2 separate regions of the Homo sapiens genome follow, and region 1 is linked to region 2. The links are chromatin contacts, found by Hi-C or POLR2A ChIA-PET in ENCODE. All regions are on one chromosome and are shown on one strand. Each heading gives the region's core, a stretch centred on a gene start or an enhancer-like site at or near the end of the contact. The rest is flanking DNA. Distances are from core to core; before and after follow the strand shown.

Region 1 (3,784 bases), core at 767-3,266, 240 kb after region 2:
TTGCTCTTGTTGCCCAGGCTGGAGTGCAATGGCGCAATCTCGGCTCACCACAACCTTCGCCTCCTGGGTTCAAGTGATTCTCCTGCCTCAGCCTCCGGAGTAGCTGAGATTACTGGCATGTGCCACCATGGCCCGCTACTTTTTTTGTATTTTTAGTACAGACGGGGTTTCTCCATGTTTGTCAGGCTGGTCTCAAATTCCCGACCTCAAGTGATCCACCTGCCTCAGCCTCCCAAAGTGTTGGGATTACAGGCGTGAGCCACTGCACCCAGCCAAAAATGTTAATATTAGTTGTCTTTAGACTGATGTCTTTTTACTTTTCCATATTTTCAAGAATTTTATATTGATTCCTTAGGACATTTACAGTGAACATAAAAATGTTAGAGAGAGAGAAGAGCTTAACATTTTTCATTAGAGCACCCTTAAAAAAAATATTTTCTAAGGAAACCTGAATTGCTTAGATCTCATCTCTTTTTTTTTGTTTGTTTTATGTACATCTTCGCCTATATTAGATAGATCATTGATGTACTTACCAAAACAAAAGGAAATGGTCCTGCTTCCTATGAAATTGTGTAAGCATGTGCCCTAATAACCACCTTTGTTTTAGTTCTTTCCAGTCTATTTAAAATTCTGGTCTTTATCTGACAAGCTGGAACTTCTTTACTTCTTTTTTTTTTTTTTTTTTTTTTTTGAGACACAGTTTCGCTCTCGTTGTCCAGGCTGGAGTGCAATGGCGCGATCTCAGCTCACTGCAACCTCTACCTTCCAGGTTCAAGCGATTCTCCTGCCTCAGCCTCCTGAATAGCTGGGATTACAGGTATGCACCACCATGCCCAGCTAATTATGTATTTTTAGTAGAGATGGGGTTTCTCCATGTTGTTTTTATTTTTTCCTTAACTTTTTTTTTTTTTTTTTGAGACAAGGTCCAGGGTCTCACCCTGTTGCCCAGGCTGGAGTGAAATGGCAGGATCTTGGCTCACTGCAAACCCTGCCCCCCAGGCTCAAGCAATCCTCTTGCTTCGGCCTCCAAGTAGCTGGGACTACAGGCATGTAGCCTTGCAGGCATGCAGGCATGGGCCTGGATAATTTTGTAATTTTTGTAGAGCTGGGGTTTCACCATGTTGCCCAGGCTGGTCTCGAACTCGAACTCCTGAGCTCAGGTGATCCATCCCCTTCAGCCTCCCAAAGTGCTGGGACTGTAAGCATGAGCCACCACGCCAGGCCCATATTGTTATTTTTCAAAAAGAAAGAAAGGAAAATGGTAAAAATAATGATAAATATTGGTATTATTTAGTCTCCAAAAAGAATAGCATGACCTTTATCAGAGGTATGTCTAGTTCTCAGAAAAAGAACCCAGAGCAAGAGAAAATGACAGATATTTAATAGGGGGCGAAAGTCTTTTTACATAAAACCTGTCAAAAAAGAAAATCGTGTTGTAATTTGGGACTGTAGCCTGCTGTCAGTTATTTACAGGAGTTTGAATAGCATTGGGTTGGGTTGTATTATGCCACCTAAAATCCAAACCAAATAGGTGTACCCAGTTAAACAGACTTGGGAAGAGAAGTGTGAAGTGTCAGCAGGATTCTTGAAGTCATGGTGGAGGGGAAGAGAAGTGGCCTGCAGATTTCATCAGCAGTTCTTCCGGTTCCCTCCTTTTTCCTAAAATAATCTCTCTGAATTTATCACTTCTGTTAGGAACATACAATATGTTTTTGGTACAGATTCTACTTAAATATCAACAATTTTTCCACTCTGTCAGCTGTTCTATAATATGTGATTCTGAAAACAAACCAAAAAAAAATAACAAATACTGGAACGCTTTCTGCTTTTAAAGTTTGCTCTTAAATGATGTGACCCCTTTTATGATGGATGTTGTTAGCTCCAAGGGTGCCAGATTTAGCAATCCATTATTTATCCTCTTCTCCTGGGACTCATCGTTTTTCCTACATTACCACATTTCACGTTCACAGCCCTTTTAATGCTCACACCCTGCACTGTTTTGTGTACATTCCATTCATCCTGCTCAGCCATTATGGGTTATTGCCATCTGGTGGAAAAACAGGGTTGACTACCAGATGGTAGTTTTGAAATTCCGGAAGTGAAATGAAGTTGTTTTCATCAGGGAAAAACACATTTATGTCTCATGCATATTCTGGTGTTCTAAAACAACGAGCGTTTTTCTGTTCCATTGCACATGGGGAAGTATACAACGATTTCAGCTGCTGAACACATTAAAAAATTGACTTTCTATATACACTACACAAAAATCGTGCTTGTAAAAAAGTTAGGTCCCCTTTTTATTTCTTTTTTCTTTTCACTCTGTCAACCCAGGCTGGAGTACGGTGGCAAGATCACAGCTCACTGCAGCCTCAATCTCCCAGGCTCGAGTGATCATCCCACCTCAGCCTCCTGAGTAGTTGAGACTACAGGCTCACGCCAACACAACTGGCTAATTTTTTTAAAATTTTTGTAGAGACGGGGTCTCACTACATTGTCCAGGCTGGTCTCAAACTTCTGGGTTCAAGTGATCCTCCCTCCTTGTCCTCCCAAAATGCTGGGATTATAGGCGTGAGCCACCGTGCCCAGCTGTCCACCTTTTTAAGTAATCCTGTGATCATAAAACAAAAATGACAAAACAAAATAGAGCTAAAATGTCTCAACTGCTTATCCCTTCACTAGGAAAAAATGCAGTATTAGATGTTTTCTACTTTTAAGTTCTATTATATAATAGCACACTTGAGTCATTAAGCAATTTTAGGGTATTAGTTCTTAAAATGAGATTCATTCACATTCAAAATTTAGCATAGTCTTCAAAGTGACAGGATGAATATTAGTCCAAAATGACTTAGGAGTTTCTCTTTCTCAAATTGTCATAAAATTTACTAACACTGTTACAATCCTTTAACATCTAAATTAGGCCAGGTACAATGGCTCATGCCTGCAGTGCCAACAATTTTAGAGGCCAAGGTGAGGAGATTGCTTGAGCCCAGGAGTTCAAGACCAGCCTGAGCAACATAGCAAGATCCTGTCTCTACAAAACATTTTTTTTTAATTTTTAAAGAAAAATAAAAATCTAAATAAAATGAGGTAGTAGGCCTGAGCTCCTCAAAACTATCAATATTATAAAAGACAAAAAAAGGCAGGGGGGGTGTGGTCAGGGACGGTGGCTCGCGCCTGTAATCCCAGCACTTTGGGAGGCCAAGGCGGGCAGATCACTTGAGGTCAGGAGTTCAAGACCAGGCTGGCCCACGTGGTGAAACCCTGTCTCTACTAAAAATACAAAAATTAGCTGTGTGTGGTGGCACGTGCCTGTAATCCCAGCTACTCGGTAGGCTGAGGCAGGAGAATGGCTTGAACCCAGGAGGCAGAGGTTGCAGTGAGCTAAGATTATGCCACTGCATTCCAGCATGGGTGACAGAGCAAGTAAGACTCTGTCTCAAAAAAAAAAAAAAAGGCGGGGATTTTCACAGTCTGTTCAGGCTTTTATAACAAAATACCATAAACTAGGTGGCTTACCAACAAGAGAAATTTATTTATCACAGTACTGGAGTCTGAGAAGTCCAAGATCAAGTTCCCAGCAGATAGCAGGGAATTGGTGGCCCATGCTTGTAGTCCTAGCTACTTAGGAGGCTGAGGCAGAAAGATTGCTTAAGCCCAGGAGTTTGAGGCTGCAGTGACCCATGAGCACGTTACTTCACTCCAGCCTGGGTGACAAAGCAAGACAAAGCGATACCCCGTCTCTAAAAATGAAAATGAAATTACAAATGTTTTAAAGAAGGTGCCA
Region 2 (3,459 bases), core at 598-3,097:
GCCCTAGAACAGCCTCAGCTGGTACCTGGGGGCACTCCATATTGGCATTGAGAACATTAATTCCTCCTGAATTCAGGAGCTGAAGCTCAGGCATGGGCTGTGGAGCTGGCCTTGGGGTTTGAGTTTGGGTGAGGGTGTCAGGGAACCCATGTCTCTCTCCTCATCCCAATTTGGTCTCCAAGCCTCTGCCTTCCACACTGCCAACCTCCACCAGCTCTTGAGTCTTGTCTCTCCAAACCCAAGCCAAGAGGCAGAAGGAATGTGTGGCAGTAGTCATGAGGCCCGTCCTGCCTCTCTAGTGTCCTGTGCCATTCACCCCCCAGGCTGGCTCTGTGCCCACCTCTCACTGCTGCAGACCCCAGGCTCCCCCATCCCTCTGCTCCCCATTCCAGCTCTCTGGTTGGCCACCTGTTTTCCTGCTGGGCCCTAGGCACTGATCTCTTCCATCTCCGCTTCCTTCCTGGCCTTCCTCTCATTCATGCAGGATCTTTCCCTGTCTCGGGGGTTCTACATGCCTATCCGTGGGTTTGCAAAGCCTGACAGCCCTGCAATATGGGCTTGGTCCTGCTGTCCCTCTGGAAGCCCAAATTCACAACAATGAACTCACTTTCTTTCCCTGGATGAGCTGCTCCAAAGTTCAGCACCTCAGTAAGTGCTCCAATATCGTTCCTGCCACTCCAGCGGGGGCCTCCTCCCCTTCCCCATGCCACCCCCAAGCACAAAGGGGGTGTCCCCATCTCCAGTACTCCTACTTAGTCCTTAGCCTCCTGCCCACTGCACCCTCCCAACCCCTTCCCCAGATGTTATCCAGGATGAGCACTTGAAGATACAAGCCTGATTATCTCATTCGAACCAACCAACTCTTGTAGATCTTGAGCTTTTTAAAGCTTCTTTTTGGGCTTCCTTTTGCTAACAGACTTTTCTCAGTCTGATTCTAGCATGTCTTTTCAAGCCTCTGGTCCTATACCCCTTCACAGGCCTCCTGCTACACGCATACACACACATGTACACACACACACACACACATACATATACACCATACTCTGGCCACGCCCATCTAGTTATTCACACGTGCAGTCCCTGACAGAGTGCCAACATTTGCACTTGAGACATGACACTGATGCTTGTTACATTTATTAAACATACCACATGTATATGTCTTCTGTGCTTTTCCTCCTATTATTCCCTCTGTTGGGAATGTCATCCTCCCTTTCAGCCTAACATAGTCCTAGCCCTTCTCTTCAGGACCTGGCCCAACAGCACCTCCTCCATGAAACCTGCTTCCCTGATGTGTCTCTTACATTCCCACCATCCAAAAACTGACAGCTCTTGCAGGAGGGAGCCATGACGTGCTCATCTTCTGCATCTGCAGCTGGTGCCAGGGACCAGTACATTTGCTGCATGAGTGAATGAACCAACGTCCCAGCAATTCCTGAGCATTCTTAAGGCTGGTCTGTCTCCCCCAGGAAGCCTGGGCCCCCAGCGTCACCGAGCTGTGCACACAGAGAGATAATCATCTTAGTGTCCCTCTGGACCCGGAAGCTGGGTGGTGTCGCTAAGAAAGCCAGAACTGCTTTGCCTTCTATATTGCTACTGAAATTTGCAACTCAAGTGTTGCATAACCAAGGGAACCTGGCTTCCCTCTGAACATCCCTCCCACTTAGTTTGAGAAATAGAGAAAGAGCCAAAGTTAGGTCAAGACTCACCTGAGGAGGCCCCTGGCCCACCATCGAGGTCATGCCTGTCACTCCCCAGGCTGCCCCTCCCGGGGAACAGGGTCATGCGGGGTTAGGGGGCAGCTCACTCCCAGTGGGTAACTGGATTTCCCTGGGGAGGGGAACAAAGAGTGAGAGCATAGGCCGTTCTCACTTCAGACCAGGGAGATTGCGCACTCTCCCTCCTTCCCTCTTGGAGGGAACATCTGCAATTCAGGGACTTCTGCAAAAATTTCACACTCAGGGCTAAGAGCAATTCTATTTCTTGGAGGATTCTAACTTGGCTTAGAGGAGGTTTTTACCCTCCTCCAGTTAAATGGACCAAGTATGTGGGAAATTACCTCACAGAGTCATGCCACCAACACCAAATGAGAGCCATCTGTACAGATGAAACAGTTAGGAGCTTTTGTGTCACTGCGGGCCGAAATGTGTAGCCCATTCATTGTGAGAGGAGGCACTTTATTCCTGAGTTTCTTTTTTTTTTCTAACACAGAAGACGCCTCAGTCAGCGCGTAGGAAACAGGAAGGAACCCGTTGTTTTAAATAGCAGACAGCAGAGAATTGACTCATTATGGTCTGCTTGCTCCGAGAGTGTCAGCCAGAAGGCAGCCAGCCCAGCCCCCACAGCCCCAAGACAAGGGTCAGGGGGCATGGCTGGGATTTTCTCACAGGGAGTCTGAGAGAATCCAGTTCAAACCCTTTTCAGAGGGAACTGGTGAAGCCCTAGGTTTCTATCTTACTAGAGACTTCACCACACAGGGCTGTCTTAAAAAAATATAAGAATAAGAAAAGACAAAAACAAAAGCCCCCGTAAAAACCTACAAGAATACCTGGAAGTCAGACATCCTGTGTTTCCCTTTCCTACCCCGAATGACTCGGAGTAGGACAAACACAGTTGCAAGCCTGCTTTCTTATCTTGGCAATTGCTTCTTTTCACTCTTCTGGGGTTTACAACAGTTGGCCCAGGGGTGTGAGGGAACAGAAGGGAGCAGCATCTGCTGGGACAGAGGGCCCTACACAAAGGTAATTTCATGCAGGGAAAATGCACCCCCCCACCCAATCCCAGGCTGCTGGGCCCAGGAGCCCAAGGGTTAATCTGTCTCAAATCCATCACTGTGACAGCCAAGCACACAAATTAGTCCTGCCCAAGCTGTCCCGACCTCTGAATTTAATTTTTTAAAAGTGCTTTGTATTGTTTCTGATGTTCAGATTGGAGTCCAGGTGTCGTGATGGAACCCGGGGGAGATGAGAGGGTAAGACCCTCGTGTACTGCATCTCACATCACCCTCCAATGTCCTGTGTCTTCTTTGTCAAGGCAGACTAAGGGTGACCTAATTTCCAACACGCAGGCCCAGAAACCTTGAAACTGACCAGCTCGAGCCTCCTTGTAAGCCTCTCCAGCTGTGAAAATCCCCTGGCTCGTAGTCCTATGTCGTCCACATGATGCTTTTCCTGCATTTTGCAGACAACTGCTGATCCCCAAGGGCGGGCCATGCATGGCTGTATCTCCCATCCAGAGAACATCTACAAAGCTCACGCAGCCATGGGGTCTCATAGTTTGACCTGAAACTGATGGTGACTCCTGTCACCAACAGGAGTGGTCAAAACATCCTTTCTGGAGTATTAAGTGTTTGTAGAACCCTGGACATTTATGGTGGCAGAGTGTGTAGCAGCCTCAAGGAGAAATCTTCCCCCTCCATTGCCCCTTTCTAGAATCACACCAAATAATTGGGGTTCTCAGCAG

What was found. A loop is a pair of places that touch in the nucleus more often than their neighbours do. ChIA-PET counts read pairs that join two places held with the same protein, here RNA polymerase II (POLR2A). Pooled maps may share reads with other maps.
Region 1: a loop to region 2 is called in a map of endothelial cell of umbilical vein, with 13 times the contacts of the local background. The contact joins the enhancer-like site here to the promoter of MACORIS in region 2. A Hi-C loop is called at or near these places in 2 of 168 maps with a recorded cell type or tissue (endothelial cell of umbilical vein and mammary epithelial cell) and 4 of 50 pooled maps. POLR2A ChIA-PET finds 5 or more read pairs at or near these places in 1 of 52 experiments (CD4-positive, alpha-beta T cell).

The regions. Positions count from the first base shown.
Region 1 is chr10:31,945,760-31,949,543 of GRCh38, forward strand. The region is part of intron 2 of LOC107984219 (a long non-coding RNA gene); the gene reads left to right. Among named protein-coding and RNA genes, the nearest start is that of ARHGAP12, 19 kb to the left of the region's middle. Within about 2 kb of position 2,017, at least 7 of the 41 ENCODE cell types and tissues checked have a DNase peak (open chromatin) inside an H3K27ac peak, as active enhancers do; they include endothelial cell of umbilical vein, where a contact is called at or near this core.
Region 2 is chr10:31,705,600-31,709,058 of GRCh38, forward strand. It overlaps MACORIS (macrophage enriched lincRNA repressor of IFN-gamma signaling), which reads right to left and starts at 1,848. Exons shown (of 2, transcript NR_184023.1): 1 at 1,707-1,848. RefSeq lists an enhancer at 2,097-2,286.